Linked DNA regions of Homo sapiens: region 2 is linked to region 1. Evidence: read pairs that join two places in POLR2A ChIA-PET (ENCODE). Cell type or tissue: B cell. All regions are shown on one strand. Links, peaks and the distances in the headings refer to the core of each region. The heading gives the core; the rest is flanking DNA.

Region 1 (11,726 bases), core at 1,946-9,945:
TCCTGGCGCGCCCCGCATGCCTCCAGCACGTTTACCTTTCCGAAGTGGCAGGAATGGGGAAAGCGCACGCTTAGGAGAGCTTCAGACAAGCTTCCCTCTTCCTCCTCCACGACCAGAAGCGGAAAGGTGCTCCCGGACCGAAAGGGAAAGAAGGTCCAGCACTGCCCCGCTTGGGAAGGCACCCACAACCAGTCTAGGGACTAGGGGTAAGGCCGGCGGGGAGCCCGCGAATGACCTGGGCTGACATCTCTTCCCCTCCTTACACAGAACAGAGGCTTCTCCCGAAAAAGCCACACATTCCTGCCCAAGATCTTCTTCCGCAAGATGTCATCCTCAGGGGCCAAGGACAAGCCTGAGCTGCAGTTTCCCTTCCTTCAGGATGAGGACACAGTGGCCACGCTGCTAGAGTGCAAGACGCTCTTCATCTTGCGCGGCCTGCCAGGAAGCGGCAAGTCCACGCTGGCACGGGTCATCGTGGACAAGTACCGTGATGGCACCAAGATGGTGTCGGCTGACGCTTACAAGATCACCCCCGGCGCTCGAGGAGCCTTCTCCGAGGAGTACAAGCGGCTCGATGAGGACCTGGCTGCCTACTGCCGCCGCCGGGACATCAGAATTCTTGTGCTTGATGACACCAACCACGAACGGGAACGGCTGGAGCAGCTCTTTGAAATGGCCGACCAGTACCAGTACCAGGTGGTGCTGGTGGAGCCCAAGACGGCGTGGCGGCTGGACTGTGCCCAGCTCAAGGAGAAGAACCAGTGGCAGCTGTCGGCTGATGACCTGAAGAAGCTGAAGCCTGGGCTGGAGAAGGACTTCCTGCCGCTCTACTTCGGCTGGTTCCTGACCAAGAAGAGCTCTGAGACCCTCCGCAAAGCCGGCCAGGTCTTCCTGGAAGAGCTGGGGAACCACAAGGCCTTCAAGAAGGAGCTGCGACAATGTAGGTGGCAGGTTGGGGCCTTATAAGCCCACCTTGCTGGGCACAGGGTGCTGCGGGCAAAGGACCATCATTGTACTCAAAGGATGGAGCACGAAGCAGCAGGAGGCAGAGAGAGGCTCACCTCAGCGGGGGCAGGGGCAAGCGGTGCGTCCCAGTGGTAGCCTTGGGGAGTTGGCAGCACATTGGGAACACGGGGGCTTCCCAGAGCGCCTTTCCTCCCACCACACCTATCCTTCTAGCCCTCTTCTCTCCGACACCCTTTTCCCAGCCTGAATGTAGACCACTGTCCCTTGTCTTGGAGGTGGGAAAAACAAATTACTGTAGTAACAGGAAACATGTCCTCTTCTAATGTAACCTTAGAGGGGGAATCAAGCCCAGTGTTTTCCAACGCATTTTTAGCAGCAGAATCATGTTCCAAAAAATAATAATAATAATCACATGAAATTGTAAGCTGCAAAAAAATTAAAACTAGGACTATTGTGGCTTCACTGGGGATGGTTCTCAGGCCTCGGACTGCTCAATTTACTCATGGGTTTGTGGCATCTGCAGCTCCAGAGGACACAAGTCTCACACTTAGGCCAAAACCCGTTTTCAGATGGAAAAACATGGACCCAGGAGGGATGTGGGGTTTACGGGCTGGAACCCTGGACTCTGGCCACTCTAGCAGGGTTCTCTCTTGGCATGGGCTTTTTGCTCCAATGATAGGTTTGAGATAAAGAAGGGTCCTGGTGGCTCTCCTGGAGTGACCTGTTGGAGAAGTGCCACCCACTAATCCATCTATATGCCTTTAGGCCATTTCTGGTTGCCTCCAATTTTATTTATTTATTTATTGTGACACGGAGTCTCCCTCTGTTGCCCAGGCTGGAGTGCAGTGGCGCTATCTCAGCTCAGTGCAACCTCTGCCTCCCAGATTCAAGCAATTCTCCTGCCTCAGCCTCTCGAGTAGCTAGGACTACAGGTGTGCACCACCACGTCCAGCTAATTTTTGTATTTTTAGTAGAGACGGAGTTTCACAATGTTGGCCAGGCTGGTATTGAACTCCTGACCTCAGGTGATCCGCTTGCCTTGGCCTCCCAAAGTGCTGGGATTACAGGCGTGAGCCACCACCGCACCCAGCCACCCCCAATTTTAGATGATCTTCATGCCTGAAATAGCCCCACTCTGGTTTGTTGACATTGTGTATATTGCACAGAAGCAGGGAATTTGTGCCTGTATGGGTTCTCAGAGAGCTTTTTTCTCAGCTCCTAAACTTGAACTCTGCAGTGAACTGTGGTGCTTGCAGTGACATTGGCCAGGAGCAAGCCCTGTACCTGTGAGCTGGTGGCTCTGCCCTGGAGTGACTACTGCTCAAAGTTGCTTTTAATATTTATTTATGAGACGGAGTCTTGCTCTGTTGCCCAGGCTGGAGTGCAGTGGCATGATCTCGGCTCACTGCAACCTCCGCCTCCTGGGTTCAAGCCAATTCTCTGCCTCAGCTTCCCAAGTAGCTGGGAATACAGGCGCCTGCCACCATGCCCGGCTAATTTTTTTTTATTTTTGTATTTTTAGTAGAGACAGGGTTTCACCATCTTGACCAGGCTGGTCGGTAGCACAAAAGAAAGGAGGGGCCCTTGGCCCAAGATGGGACGAATCAAGCTTGACAGGATGATTGCCAGATCTTTTTTTTTTTTTTTTTTGAGACGGGGGTCTTGCTCTGTCGCCCAGGCTGGAGTGCAGTGGGGCAATTCGGCTTACTGCAACCTCCATCTCCCGGGTTCAAGCAATTCTCCTGCCTCAGCCACCCAAGTAGCTGGGATTACAGGCACCCGCCACCATACCTGGCTAATTTATAAATTTTTAGTAGAGACAGGGTTTCACCATGTTGGCCAGGCTGGTCTCAAACGCCCCGCCTCAATTTCCCAAATTGCCGGGATTACAGGTGCGAGCCACTATGCCCAGCCTATTTTATTTGTAAAGGAAAACTGGATTTTTCTGCCCAGGATTAGAGCAGGAGAAATGTAATGGGCCAGCAAGGCTGCTCTCAGGAGAGGCCTTCCTCCCCTGTGGAGGGCGAGACATCCTCATGGGGACTCAATTCAGAACATAACAGGAAAAAGCGAGTGACTCCAAAGACAGCCACAGGTGTGGAGTCTGGAAATCAAAATCACAGATACTCCACTCCTCTTTGTGTCTTCCAGCCCCATAATGTCACCCCATTATAGTCCAAGACCCTTCCTGTACCAGGAGGCCCCCCCATAGGCCTGCAAGGTGTGTATTAAACTGATGGTGACGTTGTGACTGCTTGTCCAGATGGGCCCCTGAGTGAAATGGGGCACTACTGATAGTTCCCTGGTGGTCCTGGGAACACTGGGGTATATGGTCACCCTAACTGTTGTGCTGGATTGATAGATAGGGTTGGTCACTTGCCCGAGGCCGATGGCTGGTACATGGCAGAGCTGAGATATTCACTGTGTTCTGGCTGTTTCCACCGTACCATGTTGTTCCCAGCCCTCTGTTTTCTTTCCACCCCACTTCCCATGACTTGCTTCCCCTTTGAGACGTGGTGCTAGTAAATCTTAGATTCCCTTGGCCTGTACTGCCTGCCTCTGTTACAAATGCCTTAGAGTTTGGAGAAGAGATGGAAAGATCTATACAATGTAAAGCCAGAGAATTTTAACTTTTTTTTTTTTTTTTTTGGAGACGGAGTCTTGCTCTGTTGCCTAGGCTGGAGTGCAGTGGCACTATCTCGGCTCGCTGTATCCTCTGCCTCCTGGGTTCAAGCAATTCTCTACCTCAGCCTCCCAAGTAGCTGGGATTACAGGCGCCCGCCACCACGCCTGGCTAATTTCTTTGTATTTTTAGTAGAGACGGGGTTTCACCATCTTGGCCAGGCTGGTCTTGAATTCCTGACCTTGTGATCCACCCACCTCGGCCTCCCAGAGTGCTGGGATTACAGGTGTGAACCACCGCACCTGGCCTGAGAATTTTAACTTTTTATTGCTCTAAAGTTGCCATTAGTTTGACCAACTAACCAATGAATGAGCTGTAGTGGGTTGCTGGAGAGGTGATGCTTAGTGTCCGAGTGTTTTGCGCTGGGCCTCGGTGGTCCTGGTGGCGGATGTTGGTATGCCCCTGCTCCCCTGCCCTGACTGCACCCGTTTTCTCCCGGCAGTCGTCCCTGGGGATGAGCCCAGGGAGAAGATGGACTTGGTCACCTACTTTGGAAAGAGACCCCCAGGCGTGCTGCATTGCACAACCAAGTTTTGTGACTACGGGAAGGCTCCCGGGGCAGAGGAGTACGCTCAACAAGATGTGAGTCTTCCCCAGGGACACATGGGGGAGGTGGGAGGTTGGGGGAGAAGGGGCTGCAGCATCTTCTGAAGATAGGTACCGGTGCCAGGCAGGGACCAAAAACCAGATGGCAGCTCAAGAAAAATGGCATCTCCTCCTCCTAGCTCCCCTGTCCCCAGGCGTAGCTGCATAGACCTCAGCCGCAGGTTCTAAGGAGCCTGCCCTGGCAGTACTGCCAGCCTGTGCATTCACCTGCCCCCAAGCACCTTCGCCTTCTGCAGATTCATGGAGAATGCTGGTCCACAGTGGGCTCCTGCTCTGGTCTCTCTGAGCCTGTTTTACCTTCCAAAGACTAGGAGTCCTTCGCCCCCAGGGAGCCTGGTGCACTGAGGTCCCCATCCCTGTCCCCAGGTCTGAGGTCTGGCCTGGCCCCAGAGTGAGGGAGTTTCATACGATAATGAAGCTTATTGGCTAATGGGTACGAGACCTTTCTGCACCACACAGCTGGCACCTTACACCCACAGCCACTGACAGTGATCCCTGAATGCCAGGCATGTCACCCATATCCACAGTCTCCAACTTCCAAGTGTCCACCCCCAAGCCCACTCTCCCACTTCTCTGCCTAGGTTAGCACAATCGTTTGTTTGTTCACTAGAGTGTCCTCCCAAATGGAAGCTCCCCTGAGGGCGAGTTTTTAAGTTTCGTTGACTCCTGTGGTTCCAGCACCCTAGCATAGTGGAATGAATATGTAACACCTGAGCTACCATCCCTAACCATGCCTTCATTTAGCATTTATTAACTACCCATTTCATGCCAGACACTGTTGGGACAAGGGATCGTGAGCAAAAATAGAAAAGCGTTTATGCTGAGATGGGATGGGCTGTCTCAAAGAATCAGATAGAAGCAGACATATCATCAGATGGGAACCAAAGTGTAAGAGCAGGTTTCCATCAAGGGCGAGTCTGACCTCAGTCTGACCTCACCCTGTCCTCCAGGGCGCTGTCTGGGTCCCAGGGGAAGCTGAGCGGTGCCAACAGTAGCAGCTGTTGTGTGCGCGGACACCCCTGTGGGCTGTTTACCTAGTCACTCTCATAACCACATTAACTCTGAGGTAGGCTCTGGTTCTCCCTGTTTTACGGGTGATGAAGCCAAGGCACCGAGAGGTCAGCCAGCCCGCTGAGGCCGGAAGCCAGTGTGCAGGGAGCTGGGCTCCCTCAGGAAGTCCGGCTGTCCCCGTGTGGCCCTGTCTGAGCGCCTTCGTGTTTCTCACTTGAGCCTGGAGCGCCTATGGAAGGTGCGTGCCGCAGTTGTTAGTGGATGCTGGGCCTATACCGACCCCTGCTCAGCTGTGCTCACTTCTGTTAGACTTCCCCTTCTCTCCTCCAGGAGGGACCCTCCCTGGGTCAGCTGTTCCTCAAGAGCCTGCCATCTCTAGCTTGGGCCCCTCTTTCTCACTCTCCCCAGGTGTTAAAGAAATCTTACTCCAAGGCCTTCACGCTGACCATCTCTGCCCTCTTTGTGACACCCAAGACGACTGGGGCCCGGGTGGAGTTAAGCGAGCAGCAACTGCAGTTGTGGCCGAGTGATGTGGACAAGCTGTCACCCACTGACAACCTGCCGCGGGGGAGCCGCGCCCACATCACCCTCGGCTGTGCAGCTGACGTAGAGGCCGTGCAGACGGGCCTTGACCTCTTAGAGATTCTGCGGCAGGAGAAGGGGGGCAGCCGAGGCGAGGAGGTGGGCGAGCTAAGCCGGGGCAAGCTCTATTCCTTGGGCAATGGGCGCTGGATGCTGACCCTGGCCAAGAACATGGAGGTCAGGGCCATCTTCACGGGGTACTACGGGAAAGGCAAACCTGTGCCCACGCAAGGTAGCCGGAAGGGGGGCGCCTTGCAGTCCTGCACCATCATATGAGTGTTCTCACCACCACTTATGCCCCTAGAAGGGAAGGGGAGAGGGAAACGTGCCCTCTGTTTGATCCTTGTTTTGTGACATTTTTTTTTTTTTTTTTTTTACTCAAAGTTAACCTACCTGTAACTTTTTAAAAACTTGTAAAATAACTGACCCTCCCTTCCTGTCCGCCCTCTTCCCCTCTAATGCTCACGCTCCCAACACAAGGTGGGCAGGGAGGCACCATTCAGGAACCTGGACCAAAGCTGACGAGGCTGGGCCAAGCCAGGGATGGGGCCACAGCCAGAACCCCGAGCCCTACTTCCAGGTTCTGGTTAGCTCAGCCCCAGCCCAGCCCAGCTGCTCTGCCCAGAGCTGGGTGAGTGGGGAGACACCTCAGAGCCCCGCAAAACCCACTGACCGGAGGCAAAAGGCAGTGGGGCTGGGGGTAGTTTTCCATGGTCACAGAGAACTAGTGGTGGCTCTGAGAAGGGGAGGACCTCTGGGCTTTGATTCCATCTCCTTGTCTTTTTTCTTTGTTTTTAGAGACAGGGTCCTGCTATTTCCCAAGCTGGAGTGCAGTGGTGCGATCATGGCTCACTGCAGCCTCGAACTCCTGGGCTCAAGCAATCCTCCTGAGTGATCCCATTTCTTAATCAGTGTAGCCCCAAGAAGGCTGGGGCTATTTACCAGGGTAGAAAAAGGAGCTTACCTCCCACCTTTGGTCCTAAGTCCCTGCCCCCTCCCCTTCACACCATAACTAGGTAACAGTTTGATAACTAGGGAAGAAAGCAGAACAGTTAAGCAGCCGCCACATCCCCGCTGGCTGGGGGCCTCACTCCAGGAAGGGGCTGGACTGGCTGTCCTTTCCAGTGGCCTGGCTCCGCTGTGTGGATGGGGAGATCGGGGCCAGAGGCAGAACCCTGGTGAGGAAGCTCCAGTCCTGCTCTCTACCCAGCCCATCTTGCCTCCATGGTGCCTCTGGAGGCCTCTGGGCCTCCTCTAACAGGGGCTGGTGGGCACCAAGAGCCAATGGAGTAGACCCCTGGCTGGTAAGGGCCAAGTCCCACCGGTTGCTTCTGGGAAGGGGTTTCTAACACTAGTCTGTGTGCTGTGGTTCCTGGGGTGCCCTCCACTGCCCTCTGTTCAGTAACAGGGCCTTGCTAATCGGGTTGTCACTCAACAAAAGTGCTTTGGATTTAAGTTACTATCCTGGCTTTGCCCAACCTCAGCAACCTGTAAGACTGATAATGAAATAAATCATGTTAATCCTAGCTGTGTGCAGTCTCTCTTACCCTTCTGTGCCCAGCTCAGTCTTCCCTAGGGCTGGGTGTATTAGGACTGGCTTTGTCCCACAGCTTGGGGCCATCGGTCCTGTCTCCCCTCTGCTGGCCGGGCACAGCTGTGGTGAGGTTGGGCAGCTGAACAGTGTTGGCTTTCATGAGGAGGCAGAAAGCAGAGGCTGGCCTCAGACTCATACAGAAGGTGGGGGTTGGCTGGGTACGAGGGATGTGGAGCACAAAAGCCTCTCATCCCCCATTAACCAGGGCACCAAGCCCACAGGTGTCCCCAGCCCACTGGATCAGAAAGAGTTCAGTAAGACCGGAAGCTCCTGGTATGGGTTTCTCCCAGTTCTCTAGGGAAGGCCACCTGCAGGTCACTGAAACTTCAAGCACCAGGGAAGATCTAACATTTGAGTCCCTTCCAGGCCATCAGAGGCCTAGTCAGCCACATGGGAAACTTCCAAGACCTGACTCAGGCATCATTCCACCATGGCTAAGGCACCAGCCGGGGAAGACTTGAAAGAAAGGGGCAGGAGCTCAGATGAAGAGAAATCCTAAGTTACCTTTCTAGGTCAAGGCCTGTCCCTGGCCATCTCTGAACTTCAGCTAGAGCTTCAAGTCTGTGCCTGGAGCTCCTGGGAAGGCTACTCACCTTGAACACCACGCTTGACAGGACAGCATGGTGCATGCCGCTGCATCCGTGAGCAGTGTGTCTCCTGCATGCAGAAAGGGAGCAGAGAAGGCCAGGGGCTTTTGCTAAAAATAGTGGCCAGACCAGAGCTCTGGAGCCACCTGTCCCACCTCAAATGGGTCTGGGGGTCAGGAGGCAGGGTTTTATCTCTGTCTACCATCTCCCTCGAACCCACACTGCAACAGGAACTGTGAGAGTCTTTGTAAGTAAACTGCCCTGTCTAGGTCAGTACCCACCTGAGCTTTGGACGCACACAGCTTTTAGTACCCACCTGAGCTTTGGACACACACAGCTTCTAGTGATTTCTGGGGCCCCACCGTAAAGTGAGCATGCTTTCTGAACTCGCTTCTCTGTGACTGATGTTAGGCTGGGCCCAGAGGCACAGCCGGGGCCTGCCTAGCACTCACATGCTGGACAGGTCTGGGAGAGGCAGAGTGCCCCACCTGCCACTAGGCTGGGTGCCCACAGCCCGCATGCAGCAGCTTGCTGCACCCCAAGTCCAGGTCGGGCTCAGCTCTGGCTCACAGACTGGAGACAATGCAGATGCCAGAGCAAAGGGCCAGGAAGGGTCAAAACATTTTATTCTCTTTTTTTTTTCTTTTTTAATAAAGTTAAACAGTAAAACAAAAATTCACAAGCTGCCTCCCTGTCCACCCCCGCCTCCCTCCCCTGCCCTCGGTCTTCGGCATTGGTTCCCTTTGCTCCACCCCACTCACAGAGACACAGGGCATCCAACTGAGAAAACGAAACTGCTCTAAGCACACGGAGACGTGATGAAGGGAGGAGGTGAACTGTTTCCACATTCAAGATTAAACTGAGTGAATCTGCATTTTCTGGGTTCTGGGTGGTTGCCCTTCATTAGCCAAATTGAAAAAAGAAATTCCCTGGACCAGATGCTGAAAGAGAAAAGAGGGGTTGGTAGTTGGCTATGGATTTTCTAAGGAAGATCACTTTGCTCTGATTATGGAAAAGTCTTCAAGGGCTGCTTCAAACTCAAACACAGAGAGAAACTCTATGGGTATCAAACAGCTCAGGCTGTTTTTGGGTGCAAGAGGGAGCACGTGACTGTATTATACATGGGTAGCTTCTGACCTCAGCATTATCTATATAGTACCTTTGCTCTTGCAGAGAAGCCTTGGTACTAGGCAGTTAGAGATGCCTCCCTGACCCTGCAGAGATGCGGTGGCTAAAGGTCCCAAGGCAAGGGGTGCCTGGGAACCTTCCTGTCTTCATCCTTAGCAACAGCCGAGTGGATAGATGCCCTGCTAGATGAGAATTCAGCTGCCCCCGCTCATGGGCCCCTCTGACTCCCAAAGAGCTGCCTAAGAGGCAATGAGTGTGTTGGCTTGTGATCTGGGAACTCCCAAGAACAGCAGGCCCACCTACCTTCAAAGCTGAAGCCGCCAGGACCGCCAAAGAATGCCTTGAAGATATTGTTTGGATCAAAATCTGTAGAGCAGGGCAAGTAACATGGAAGGGAAGAAAAGGTGAAAAATTAGAAATGTTCGAAGAGAACTGATGACACTGAGAACAGATCTCCAAAGCTTTCCTGGAGAGTCTCACTCCCCTCCTTTCCCAACACTTCAGACTGCAAGTGAGCAAACCTGCCCCATCCCGTGCAAAACATGCTACCTGATCCCACTCCTAGGACATGTTCCCTTCTCCTTCCAACTGCTGCCCCAAAGGAAGCTTTCTCTGCTTCAGCTTGCTTCATTGGGCTGTTTTCTCAACAAATGGAATGCCATTTGCACTTACACAAGACTTTCCCCATACTCTGTCTCCCTATAATGCTGGAGCGGCTACTAAAAAGGATAAAATGTATCACTTAAATGTTACCAAAAATAAATATAAGAGCAAGATCTAGGATTTACTGTATTTGATTCCATGTCTTTTACTCCGTAGACTCTAGGCTAGAAAAAAAGCTATGGTTTATTAGCTGGGCGTGGTGGCTCACACCTATAATCCCAGTGCTTTGGGAGTCTAAGGTGGGAGGATCACTTGAGCCCAGGAGTTCAAGGCTGCAGTAAGCTATGATCACAACACTGCACCCCAGCCTGGGTGACAGCAAGACCCTGTCTTAATAACAACAACAAACCAACAAAAACACCTACTAGGTGCAAAGTACTAGGTACTTTGCATACATTACATTACTTAATCCTAGTAATGTTTTGTCAGGGTAAGTATCATTCCCAATTAATACTCAACAAAACATATGTAGGTGGTTCAAGTAACTTGCCCACGATCACATGGCAGCGAAAGCAGCAGAACTGGAAAATCCAACTCCTGCCTGACTGGCTCTGTGCACTTTTGCAAGGCCACAGCATGTCTGGTGGCCCCATCCCTGACTGACTGCCCAAGCTTCACAGAAGGACTGACCCCCACCAGGTGATCCCACAGCCACCTCGTGCCCAGAGTGAGTTTCTCTGCTTGCATCTGTGTGTCTTCCTGGGCTCCTGGCTTAGTGAATGACCCCGAGTCAGCTATGCCTGTCACTTTCCCCAACACATCTGAATAGCAACCAACTCCTGCTGAGTCTACCACTAACTAACTCCCTGACTGTGCCCTCCAATCCTTTCCTACCTTTTGTGTCTTCCTTCCATCTCCATTCTCCTTACTCCCTCCAACCCCAACCTCCTCACCCCTATCACAAATATATTTCCAGAGCCAAAATCTGGTCCACAGTGCCCCTACTTAAAACTTCACGGCTGGCCGTGGTGGCTCAGGCCTGTAATCCCAGCACTTTGGGAGGCCAAGGTGGGTGGATCACGAGGTCAGGAGATCGAGATCATCCTGGCTAACAAAGTGAAACCCCGTCTCTACTAAAAAAAATAAAAATAAAAATAAAATAAAATAAAATTAGCCGGGCGTGGTGGCAGGTGCCTGTAGTCCCAGCTACTTGGGAGGCTAAGGCAGGAGAATGGCGTGAACCCGGGAGGCGGAGCTTGCAGTGAGCAGAGATCGCGCCACTGCACTCCAGCCTGGGCGACAGAGTGAGACTCCGTCTCAAAACAAAACAAAACCTCTTCACTAGTTTTTGACTGCTTATAGATCTTCTTAACTGCTAGGCAGAGGAACATGTTTATTGTGGTGAACCTAGGTTTATTAAACACAAATACCCCCACACTGAACTGGAGAGGACTCAGCATTATCTATATAGTACCATCATTCTTATTTTAAATTCCGGCTGGGTGCGGTGGCTCACGCCTGTCATCCCAACACTTTGGGAGGCCAAGATGGGCGGATCACACAAAGTCAGGAGTTTGAGACCAGCCTGGCCAACATGGTGAAACCCCGTCTCTACTAAAAATATAAAAATTAGCCGGGTGTGGCTGCAGGTGCCTGTAATCCCAGCTACTCAGGAGGCTGAGGCAGGAGAATTTCTTGAACCTGGGAGGTGGAGGTTGCCGTGAGCTGAGACTGCACCACTGCACACCAGCCTGGGTGACAGAGTAAGACCATGTCTCAAAAACATAACAACAAAAAAAAATTAAATAAATAAATAAGTTGCAATGGAAGGCCAGGCACAGTGGCTCACGCCTGTAATCCCAGCACTTTGGGAGGCCAAGGCCAGTAGATCACTTGCGGTCAGGAGTTCAAGACCAGCCCGGCCAACATGGTGAAACCCTGTCTCTACTAAAAATATAAAAATTAG
Region 2 (11,726 bases), core at 1,215-9,214, 110 kb after region 1:
AATGGGGGAATTGTATGGTATGCAATTATATTTCAATAAAGCAGTTACTAAAGATTTTTTTTTTTTTTTGAGACGGAGTCTCACTCTGTCGCCCAGGCTGGAGTGCAATGGCACAATCTTGGCTCACTGCAACCTCCATCTCCCAGGTTCAAGTGATTCTCCTGCCTCAGCCTCCCAAGTAGCTGGGACAACAGGCGCATGCCACTACGCTAGGTTATTTTTGTATTTTTAGTAGAGACAGGGTTTCACCATGTTGTCCAGGATGGTCTCGATCTCCTGACCTCATGTTCCACCCGCCTCGGCCTCCCAAAGTGCTGGGATTACAGGCGTGAGCCACCGCGCCCGGCCAAAGATGTTTTTAAAAAGTAAATCCAGGGTGAGGAGGACAGTCGTGGTATACCATATGTACCTCACTATCCCACAGCACACGCATCCTCTAACTTAATCCGGTCACACTGATCTCCATCACAGTCCACATCCTGTGGCTGTCCACGGAGAATTGCAGTTGTTCAGACTTGGAAGGGATCTTAGAGGTCATCCCATCTCTTTTGTAGCAGCTTTGACAAGGTATCCTCTGGCCTCTGCCTGAACATGCCAATGATGGGGAGATCACTACCTAACAAGATGGCCCATTCCACTATGCTAACGTTAATTAAAATGGGGGGTTGGAACCTGTTTCCCTATAATGCTTGCATAATGGTCGTAGATCTGCTGCCTGGTAACACAGAAAACGTGCACTCCACCTTCCACAGCCAGAGAAACACAGCAGGCAGTTTCTTCCTAAAGGGGCTCTTCTCCCAGCTAAAGAGACCCATTTGCCTCAGCTATTCTTCCCCTGACATGGTCACCTCCTCCAGGAAGCCTTTGAAGATGTGCCTCCCCCTTGTATGTGCTCCCAGGGCACCTTGTATGAGACCCTAACACTGCCCTTATCACACTGTATTAATTAAACTGTCTCTCCCAAACCCTGCTTTGGTTACCCAACTATACTGAGCGCTCCTCCCCCAGGGTAGTTCTGGGCCTTCATTCATTTCTTTTGCCTGGTACCTTGCATGGTGACCAACTGACCTGATCTAAACCACTTAATTAAAAATGTGTTGAATAAATGGTTTCCAAGTGTTGGATTATCCCAGTTACATTCCTTTATACTCCTTTTTTTTTTTTTTTTTTTTCTGATGGAGTCTTGCTCTGTCGCCCAGGCTGGAGTGCAGTGGCGCGATCTCGGCTCACTGCAAGCTCCGCCTCCCGGGTTCACACCATTCTCCTGCCTCAGCCTCCCCAGTAGCTGGGACTACAGGCGCCCACCACCACGCCCAGCTCATTTTTTGTATTTTTAGTAGAGACAGGGTTTCACCGTGTTAGCCAGGATGGTCTCGATCTCCTGACCTCATGATCCACCTGCCTTGGCCTCTCAAAGTGCTGGGATTACAGGCGTGAGCCACTGTGCCTAGCACATTCCTCTAAACTCTTTTAGGCTTTTGGTATCCTCCATAGAACAGAAAAAGGGACAGCACAACCTCCCCCCATCTCTGCCCTCCTCTGTGAATGCTGCCCATCCCTCAGTTTTTCTTCAGCCTTGAACTAGCTTTACATAGAGCTGAGCGTCCTTGAAACCCCCAGGTCTATTTTCACGTGATGCACTGGTGAGTTCAGCCTCCCTATCCCAGCCCCCGAGTGAATGGTAGTTTCCTGCGCTGGGAGGCCCAGACCGTATGTTTGGGCTTGCTGGCTCTCCCATTCTGCTTAGCCTATTGAAATCATTCAGCAGGACCACAGGTGCCAGCTTAGTGCCACCCACAAAGACGTGGCTTCACCTAGATACCTAGGAATAACACACCCCTAAACTCCAACTCTGCACGCAGGCAAAACACTGCCGTCTATTGTGGGCCTTCTGTGTGCCAGATCCTTCCCATGCCCTTTCCCACTCATTTCATCCCCTACTAACCCTGAAAGTTTGCTACTACTCTCCAGATTTTGAAGATAAAGAGGGGGAGGCTCTGGCCGGGCGCGGTGGCTCACGCCTGTAATCCCAGCACTTTGGGAGGCCGAGGCGGGTGGATCACGAGGTCAGGAGATCGAGACCATCCTGGCTAACACGGTGAAACCCCATCTCTACTAAAAATACAAAAAAATTAGCTGGGCGTGGTGGCGGGTGCCTGTAGTCCCAGCTACTCAGGAGGCTGAGGCAGGAGAATGGTGTGAACCCGGGGGGCGGAGCTGGCAGTGAGCCAAGATCGCGCCACTGCACTCCAGCCTGGGCGATAAAATGAGACTCTGTCTCAAACAAACACACAAAAAAAACAAAGAAGGGGAGGCTCTGAGAAGTTAACTTACCTGCCCAAGGTCACACAGCTAGAAAGGGGCAGAGTGGGGATTTGGACCCCATTGGATGACTCCAAAGCATAGGGTGTCTCTTTCCTTTATACCATGGTGCTTCTAAAGGCCTTATCCCAATATGCCCAGTAACTTTTTTCCTACAAAGGTGGGGTGAAGAGGAAGAACAAATGAAAAAGCTCTTCCTGGTAATGGAGAGCTGGGGGTGTGAGGTGGTGCTAGCCCTTCCTGGTCCACCTTCCACTTGCCCAGTGAGGGATTCAGGCCCCTTAAATATTGCCCTCCCCACTCCAGAAAATGACGCTTAGTCTAAATAAAGCCTCTGAGTCTCCAGTTTGACTATTCCAGCTCTCACTACTGGCCAGTCTTATCCACTGTCTCCTCTTCCTCTGTTTTGTCTGTGGATGACTCTTCAGCCCTAGAACAGTGCCTGACACACAGAAAGTAACAAAGACATATTGCTGGATTTGAGGAATGAACCAACTCTCACTGTAGGTGCAAAGAGAAATGGATCAGGCACCTTGCTCTGACTGTGTGAGTTTAGGCAAGTTACTTCCCCTCTCTGAGCTTCAGTTTCCTTATCTCTAAAACAGGGCAATTAACAGGTAACGGTGTAGAGGATGGTGTGACATCATGCCTGCAAAGTACCCCATATAATATGTGCCCAACTAATAGTAGGGGCATTATTAATTAGGTGTTGCTGGTCCCGGCTTTAGAGAGAGGGACATTGAGGCTCAGAGAGGTGAAGGAACTTATGCAACCCTCAACATTACACAGCTTGGAAGAGGCCCATACCGAACAGCAGCTGATGGGCCTGGATTTAAGGCTGTGCCCTTTTTCTTGCTCCTGGGGCCTTTCCCAAATGTTCAATAAGTAACATTTCTACTACAAAGATAAGAGGTGGTTAAAAGAATTGTTCATAATAATAACACTAAGGGCCCCAGCTGAAGCAAAGCCTGTAACAAAGGGACTCAGGCAAGGAGCAGAGACCCCGGCCCAGCCAGCAGCTTCCCTGCTCGGCCCACAGCCCAGACTGGGGCTAGGACGGGTGGCGTCATTCTGGACTCCTGGGCTCTAGGAGGGTGGGAGAGGCCCCAACAGTGGGTAGGCCTGTCCCACCCCACCCATCATGGGTTCTTTCTGCCCCCACTGAAAGGGCAGACTCTCTAGTGGCTTGAACAAGTCCACTGTGACCCCTCCCCCCACATTTTGCCTCCTAAAATAGCCCAGAGCCACCATGTGCCCAGGGCGGCTCCCCACTGGTTGCAAATCCCCCTGAAATCAAATCCCCATCCTGCCCCAAGGAGGACGGCACCACCTCCTGCCACTGCTGGGCTCCAGCGCCAGCCAGGCTCCCCCAGTGGAAACCGGGACAGTTGTCCTTCACAGTGACCGGGACATAAATCCCCAAATAATGAGACAGGCACTGGGAACACAGAACCAGACACAGTGCTAATTGGTTTGCTTCTGGGCAGAGATGATGTGGAGACAACAGTAACAGGCCTCAGTTTCCCTGGCGGTGTATTGGGGTGGGGGGATGCAAGGGCCAGGGATCCCTGGCTGGGCTGATTTTCTACGCCTTCTGACTGGCCTCACAACCTACTAACCAGTCGCACTTTTTAGGATATTAAATTCCCAGATGTAAAAGGAAAGGGCTGGGGTCTCCTGGTCCAGGTCCTGAGGTAGGAAGCCTAGAATCTCTACCATGATCCAGAAACACCTTCTTTCCATTAAGAAAAAAAAAAAAATTCAACCAACACTCAGATCCTTCCCAGTATGCATGGGGGACTGGGGGAGCAGGGAGGCGGGGAACCCAGTGCAACCTCCCTGCTCCTCATGTGAGGTTGGTAATGGATTCTTGGACAAGCCCAAGGACCTCAGTTTGCAGTAATCAGGATGAGATTATCACATTAAACTTTCAAAGTCTTTGCTCAAAAAGAAGCAGCAGCAGCTGACACCCTTGACTCCCCCGACTTTCCCACTGTCACCTTCTCCTGGACCATGACCAGATGAGCTCCAGATACAGGCCACGTGGAGGCTCCACTGCACTGGGGCAGAGGCAGGGGCATGGACAGGATGATCTCCCTGGGGGTGGCCTCAGGGTTGTGGTAAGATGGAAGGGGGAGGAGGTGGGGGAGAGAGGTGAGCATGTGTGTCTGCGGGTGTAATTTGGAGGGACTGCGGGGAACTGGAGTAACTTGAAGTCAGGCAAATGTGTTTACGTTGCAACTTCGCCACTAATCGTGTGACTGGGAACTTGTCCCTTCTCTTCACATCTTAGTTTCCTGTCTGTAAAATGGAGATAATGGTAACAACAATGCCTAATAATAACTCCTCTGACTCAAGGCTGATGTCTGAGAAGATTAAATAAGATAACAGAATATACTAGCCCGGCACGGTGGCTCATGCCTGTAATCTCGGCACCTTGGAAGGATGGAAGGACCAGGTGGGTGGATTGCTTGAGCCCAGGAGTTTGAGACCAGCCTGAGAAACATGACAAAACCCTGTCTCGCAAAAAAAAAAAAAAAAATATATATATATATACATATATATATATATACACACATATATGAACAAAAATTAGCTGGGCATGCTGGTGCACACCTGTAATCCCAACTACTGGGGAGACTGAGACGGGAGATTGAGGCTGCAGTGAGCCATGATCATGCCACTGCACTCCAGCCTGGGTGACAGTGAGACTCTGTCTCAAAAAAAAAAAAAAAAAAAATACTGACCAGGCACAGTGGCTCACGCCTGTAATCCCAGCACTTTGGGAGGCTGAGGCAGGAGGATCACTTGAGGCCAGGAGTTTGAGACTCTATCTTTACAAAAAAAAAAAAAATTAGTTGACCATGGTGGTGCATGTCTGTAGTCCCAGCTGCTCAGGAGGCTGGGACAGGAGGATCATTTGGGCCCAGGAGTTGAAGACCACAGTGAGCTATTATTGTGATACTGCACTCCAGCCTGGGTGAAAGAGCAAGACTGTCTTCCCCCATCACCCCCCAAAAAAAAGAAAGAAGGAAAATGCCCTAAAACTGTAAAAGCCCACTGCGATGTGAGGGATGATGTCATTAGTTACAGCAGGAGGGATGGTGATAAGACCATAGAAAGAACTTCCTCACAGCCTTGCGTTGGAAACTAATGGAGCAAAAAAAAAGAAAGAAGACAAACAGGCTTGGGTAGAATGCCAAAGATCTCATCAATGATCCACTCTCCCAACCCAGGGTGCCCATCCCCATGTCCAGGCTCCCCTCCTGCCCATCATCTTGCCTCCCAAGGCTGCCAGGCAGCCATCAATTTTTCCCAACTCAGAGCTCTATTCAGCTTGTATTTGTTGCCAACACAACAGAAATTATTTCAACCTCTTCATCCAGCTTGGCAGAGCTACCTGGGGTGTGTAGGAGAGGCCAGAGCTGGAAGAAAGGAGGCTGGAAATTGGGGTGTCCAACAGTGGGGTGGCCGTCTCTCCAGAATATTAGCTGCAATTGCAGCATTCTAGAAGGCAGTCAGCTTCCTGAGAGGACAGCCTTATACTGCCCCATGGAAGGGAAGGGAAAGCCTGAGGATCCAGGGGTCCTCACGGGGACCTTGGCCACCTTTCCTCTTACTTAAAGAGCTGCATTCAGAAGGTGTTGGGAAGGAAAGGCCCTGACTACCAGCCAGGTTCAACCCTGTGGAAATTAAGATCTGTAAGTCTCCCTGACCCTCCCTTCATTTCCTGAAGCTTTTATTTAGTTTGTCCAGCAGGATCCTCCCATCCCAGCCCACTGATTCAGGCCTTGGGGTCCTGTCCTCCTCCTCAATATGAGAAACTAATCCTAACCCATCCTAACCTCACAAGGATGGAGGCAGATTGAGGATGACACCAAGATTCCAGGGTCACCTGGGGTGGGGAAGGGAGAACCTCCAAGTCCATTGGCTGAGGGAGATGGTGGGGTATCCATGGTCCACCTTGCTGGCCAGGGAGCAGCTGCTGACCACATCAAAGTCCTCCTCTCAAATCGGTCCGGTGGGAGGAGGCACAAAGCCGTTGCAGGCCATGAAGAAGGAGTCCTTTCAAAACCAGCTGAGAGGTTCCAAGAAACGCCCTGAGGACAGGCTGTGTCAACATGTCCTGTGCCCCCCAGGCCCACTGGTGCAGCTTCCAAGCAGCTTCCCACAGCAGGGCCACTCAGAGGCCTTGGCTGGAAGGCAGGGGAGGGTGAAGGACAGAGCATGAGCTCCAGGAGCCATCAGACCTTGGGCAAAGTCCTTACCTCTCTGATCTATAAAATGGACTCAGTAGTATATACCTCATGGGGTTGTTGGGAGAACCAAGAGGTGATATAGGGATAGCGTCTCCCTTTGTGCCTGGCACAGAGTAGGGGGTCGATAAATTCACTCAATAAACACTTATTGAACACCTACTATATGCCAGCCTGTCCACTCTATACCTTGGGATCTAGCAGTGAACGGAAGTCCAAAGGGCCCTCATGGAACTTGCAAATCTGGGTTAGGGGAAGAAGGATGGGCGCAGACAATAAGCAGATAAACACATGAATCAGGATGGACGAGGGCTTGCAGAAGACCAGCACTCAGGAGGGGCCCCTCTGGAGGGGCTCTGTCAGACCTGGCTGACCTGAGGGATAGGCCTGCCTGAGGGTTTTTGGCCACAACCACTCACGGGAATCACCTGAGCAGCCTTGGAAAATTCTGATGTCCAAGCTCCGCCCCAGGGATTTTATTTTTTTGAGACAGAGTCTGACTCTGTCACCCAGGCTGGAATCCAGTGGTGCAATCTCTGCTCACTGAAACCTTCACCTCCTGGGTTCAAGTCATTCTCCTGCCTCAGCTGGGATTACAGGTGCCTGCCACCACGCCCAGTTAATTTTTATATTTTTAAAGTAGAGTCGGGGTTTCACCACGTTGACCAGGCTGGTCTCGAACTCCTGACCTCAGTGACCTGCTCGCCTCAGCCTTCCAAAGTGCTGGGATTACAGGCATGAGCCACCACGCCCAACCTCTACCCAGAGATTCTGATAGGCTTGGTCTGGGTGCAGCCTGAGACTGTAAAATTCTGCCCAGGTGATTGACATGCAGCCAACAGTGAAAGCCTCATGCCCAGCAGGCTTCCCAAGTACCTGGCTACAGGAGCACCACCTGAGGAGCTTGTCCGGCATCCTAGGCTGGGCTCCACCCCCAGGGGTTCAGATTCAGGAGCCTGGGGTGAGGCCCAGCATCAACAGGTGCCCAGATTCTGAAGAGTTTCTAGGAGAGCAAGGGCGAGCTCCAGAGACTGGCTCTCAGAGTCTTCCTCACACTGAGCCTGGCCACACTGCATGGGACCACCTGCTGCTCCCATGAGCACTGTCCCACTGCCTTGCCCCCAGCCTAGCAAGTCCCCCGCCTTTCTCCAGGCAAGTCCTGCTGCTGCTCCTAGGCTTACCATGAAGCCTGAAGCTTCCCACCACCTCAGCCCCTTGGCTGAAGCCCCTATGCCATCCTGTTCCATGGCGTGCTTCATGTCTGGCTGAATCCTGGGCTCCTAGAGGTAAGGCCAACTCATCCATGGCACATGGCACCAAGCCCAGCACCTCACAGGGTATGACTCGTGACCTCAGTGATCCGCTCGCCTCAGCCTTCCAAAGTGCTGGGATTACAGGCGTGAGCCACCACGCCCGACCTCTTCCCAGAGATTCTGATGGAATACCAACCTTCTGTTGAAGGAATACCAAATCTCTTCCAGCCTCCCCTGCTCCCACAACTAGGCCAAAGGTGGCAGTGTGGTGACTGGCTCCTCTAGATCCCTACTCCACCCCCTCACCTGAGTCTCTGGTCCCAGGATTCCTCTTGTGGCATCTGGCTTCTCTCCCACCCACTGCACTCTTGGCCTTGCCCTAAGAGCCAGCCCTGGGATGGCAGACAGTGTACAATTATGTTTCCCCAGGCAAAGGTGCTCCAGGACGCCCTTTCCATCCCCTCTAAAGAACCAGGTATCAGCCAGTGTGGCTGTTCATGCCTGTAATCCCAGCACTTCAGGAGGCTGAGGTAGGAGGATTGGTTGAGTCTAGGAGTTTGAGACCAGCCTGGGCAACATAATGAGACCCTGTCTTTACAAAAAATACAAAAATTAGCCAGGCAAGGCCAGGCGCGGTGGCTTACACCTGTAATCCCAGCACTTTGGGAGGCCAAGGCTGGTGGATCACCTGAGGTCAAGAGTTTGAGACCAGCCTGTTCAACATGGTGAAGACCCGTCTCTACTAAAAATACAAAATTTAGCCAGGATGGTGGTGCACGCCTGTAATCCCAGCTACTCTGGAGGCTGAGGCAGGAGAATGGCATGAACCCGGGAGGTGGAGGTTGCAGTGAGCCAAGATTGCGTCACTGCACTCCAGCATGGGCAATAGAATGAAACTCCTTCTCAAAAAAACCAAAACAACAAAAAACAGTACCTCTTGAGAGACAAAGTGGCAAATGTAAGAAACCATGTCTGTTCATTTTTGCTTGCCAGCATAATTTCACAAAGCTCCTGACTCGTGACAAAATGTTTTTTTGTTTTTTTTTTTTGAGATGGAGTCTCTTGCTGTCACCCTGGCTGGAGTGCAGTGGCGTGATCCCAGCTCACTGCAAGCTCTGCCCCCCGGGTTCATGCCATTCTCCTGCCTCAGCCTCCAGAGTAGCTGGGACTACAGGCACCCGCCAACACGCCCCCGCTAATTTTTTGTAGTTTTGGTAGAGACGGGGTTTCACCATGTTAGTTAGCCAGGATGGTCTCGATCTCCTAACCTCATGATCCACCCACCTCGGCCTCCGAAAGTGTTGGGATTACAGGCATGAGCCACCGCGCCTGGCCATAACAAAATGTTTTAAAAAACCAATCACACTACAGGAGGTCTTTGTTTTCTGGTAACTGGCCCAAAAAACAAAGATTTTACATTTTACCAAGAAAATCCTGTGTTGTCTTTATTAAGTTTTTGATTACTTAAAAAAAACTAAACTTTAAAAGAATTAAAGTTTTTACATCCATGTAACTTTCTGTATTGCTTTTCAAGTCTTTTTTTTTTTTTTTTTTTTTTTTTTTTTGAGACAGAGTCTCACTCTGTCGCCCAGGCTGGAGTGCAATGGTGCGATCTCAGATCACTGCAACCTCTGCCTCCCAGGTTCAAGCGATTCTCCTGCCTCAGCCTCCCAAGTAGCTGGGATTACAGGCGTCCACCAATACACCAGGCTAATTTTTATATTTTTAGTAGAGATGGCATTTTGCCATGTTGACCAGGCTGTTCTTGAACTCCTGACCTCAGGTGAACAACCTGCCTCGGCCTCCCAAAGTGCCAGGATGGCAGGCGTGAGCCACCATACCCAGCCACTTTTAAAGCCGTTTATCACTCTGGTTAAATAAATATTATTTGGGTGAATGCAGTGGCTCACACCTATAATCCCACCATTTTAGGAGGCTGAGATGGGAGGTTTGCTTGGGGCCAGGAGTCCCAGACTAGTCTGTGCTGAACATATCAAGACCTCATATCTGAAAAAAAAAAAAATAGCTAGGCATGGTGGCAGATGCCTGTAGTCCAACCTATGAGGGCAGATTGCTTGAGCCCAGAAGTTCCAGGCTGCAGTGAGCTATTATCACACCACTACACTCTAGCCTGGGCGACAGAGCTTGTCTCAAAAAAAAAAAAAACCCAAAACCAAAAACAAACAAAAAACTATTATTTTAGAATGACCTATGATTCTGTTTTGATGAAGTGTTTTAAACATTTTTACATCTTTGGCAGGTTTCTCCAAGATCAAAATCCTAAATTAAGCCTTTTTAAACTAAATAGACATATAAAAGACATCGTCAAATAATAAATAATAATAGATCTTCTTTCAGTTACATTTATGAGTGTTATTAATATAAACGTTTCACAATTATATTAGTTCATAAAAATCTAATATATTATCAATGATAATTTTATTTTATTTTTTCTTGGAGACAGGGTCTCACTCTGTTGCCCAGGCTAGAGTACAGTGGTATGATCACGGCTCACTGCAGCCTCCACCTCCTGGGCTGAAACAATCCTCCTGCCTCAACCTCCCAAGTAGCTTTGACTACAGGCATACACCACCATGCCCAGCTAATTTAAAAAAAAATTTTTTTTTTAGAGATGGGGTCTTGCTATGTTTCCTAGGCTGATCTTGAACACCTGAGCTCAAGCCATCCTCCCACCTCAGCCTCCCAGAGTGCTGGGATTACAGGTGTGAGCCACCATGGCTGGCCAGTCATAATTTTAATTATGTTCAATATTTTCCATATTTTATACAGATATGTTATTTATATAAACAATCTAAAGACTACTTAAAATGTATAAAGATCTGGGCTGGGTGCGGTGGCTCATGCCTGTAATCCCAGCACTTTAGGAAGCCAAGACAGGCAGATCACCTGAGGCCAGGAGTTCGAGACCAGCCTGACCAACATGGTGAAACCCCGTCTCTACTAAAAATACAAAAATTAGCCAGGCGTGGTGGCGTGCACCTGTAATCCCAGCACTTTGGGAAGCCAAGGCAGAAGGATTGCTTGAGTCCAGGAGTTCAAGATCAGCCTGGGCAACATATGGAGACCCTGTCTGCAAAACATTTTTTTTTGTTTTTAATTTGAGACAGAGTCTCACTCTGTTGCCCAGGCTGGAGTGCACAATGTCGGCTCACTGCAACCTCCACCTCGCAGGTTCAAGCAAATCTTGTGGCTCAGCCTCCTGAGCAGCTGGGACTACAAGTGTGCGCCACCACGTCCGGCTAATTTTTTTCTTTTTTTTTTTTTTGTATTTTTAGTAGAGACAGGGTTTCGCCATGTTGCCCAGGTTGGTCTCAAATGCCTGAGTTCAGGCAATCTGCCCGCCTCAGCCTCCCAAAGTGCTAGGATTACAGGTGTGAGCCGCCAAGCTGGGCCTCTGCAAAACATTTTTTTTTTTTTTTTTTTGAGACAGAGTCTCACTTTGTCGCCCAGGCTGGAGTGCAGTGGCGCGATCTCGGCTCACTGCAACCTCTGCCCTCTGAGTTCAAGCGATTCTCCCGCCTTAGACTCCCCAGTAGCTGGGATTACAGGCGTCTGTCTCTGCGCCTGGCTAATTTTTTGTGTTTTTAGTAGAGATGGGTTTTCACCATCTTGGCCAGGCTGGTCTTGAACTCCTGACCTCGTGATCCACCCACCTCGGCCTCCCAAAGTGCTGAGATTACAGGCGTGAGCCACCACGCCCGGCCTCTGCAAAACATTTTTTAAAAATTAGCCAGGCATGGTGGCACACGCATGTGGTCCTGGTCACTTGAGAAGTTGAGGTGGGAGGATTGCTTGAGCCAGGGAGGTTGAGGCTGCAGTGAGCCATGATTGTGCCATTGCACTCCAGCCTGGGCAGCAGAGCAAGATCTTGTCT

The links. ChIA-PET counts read pairs that join two places held together with the same protein. Peaks named below come from ENCODE experiments on the same cell type or tissue, not always from the same donor. Only the 100,000 strongest peaks of a DNase experiment are listed, where the experiment ranks them.
Region 2: POLR2A ChIA-PET joins it to region 1 with 5 read pairs; 7 of 35 experiments call an interaction of 5 or more read pairs at or near these places.

What each region holds. Positions count from the first base shown.
Region 1 is chr17:41,967,801-41,979,526 of GRCh38, forward strand. CNP (2'',3''-cyclic nucleotide 3'' phosphodiesterase) reads left to right here. Exons shown (of 4, transcript NM_033133.5): 2 at 268-940; 3 at 4,092-4,231; 4 at 5,675-9,940. The coding sequence ends at 6,124. DNAJC7 (DnaJ heat shock protein family (Hsp40) member C7) reads right to left here. Exons shown (of 14, transcript NM_003315.4): 13 at 9,461-9,523; 14 at 8,635-8,970. The coding sequence ends at 8,933. Among named protein-coding and RNA genes, the nearest start is that of CNP, 6.9 kb to the left of the region's middle. RefSeq lists enhancers at 1-26, 27-584, 585-1,142, 5,373-5,492, 9,044-9,123. In B cell, for the core only: no CTCF peak of the experiment used is centred there; DNase peaks (open chromatin) are centred at 5,241 and 8,799; H3K27ac peaks cover 1,481 bases.
Region 2 is chr17:42,074,341-42,086,066 of GRCh38, forward strand. The region is part of intron 1 of ZNF385C (zinc finger protein 385C); the gene reads right to left. Among named protein-coding and RNA genes, the nearest start is that of ZNF385C, 18 kb to the right of the region's middle. In B cell, for the core only: no CTCF peak of the experiment used is centred there; no DNase peak of the experiment used is centred there; H3K27me3 peaks cover 296 bases.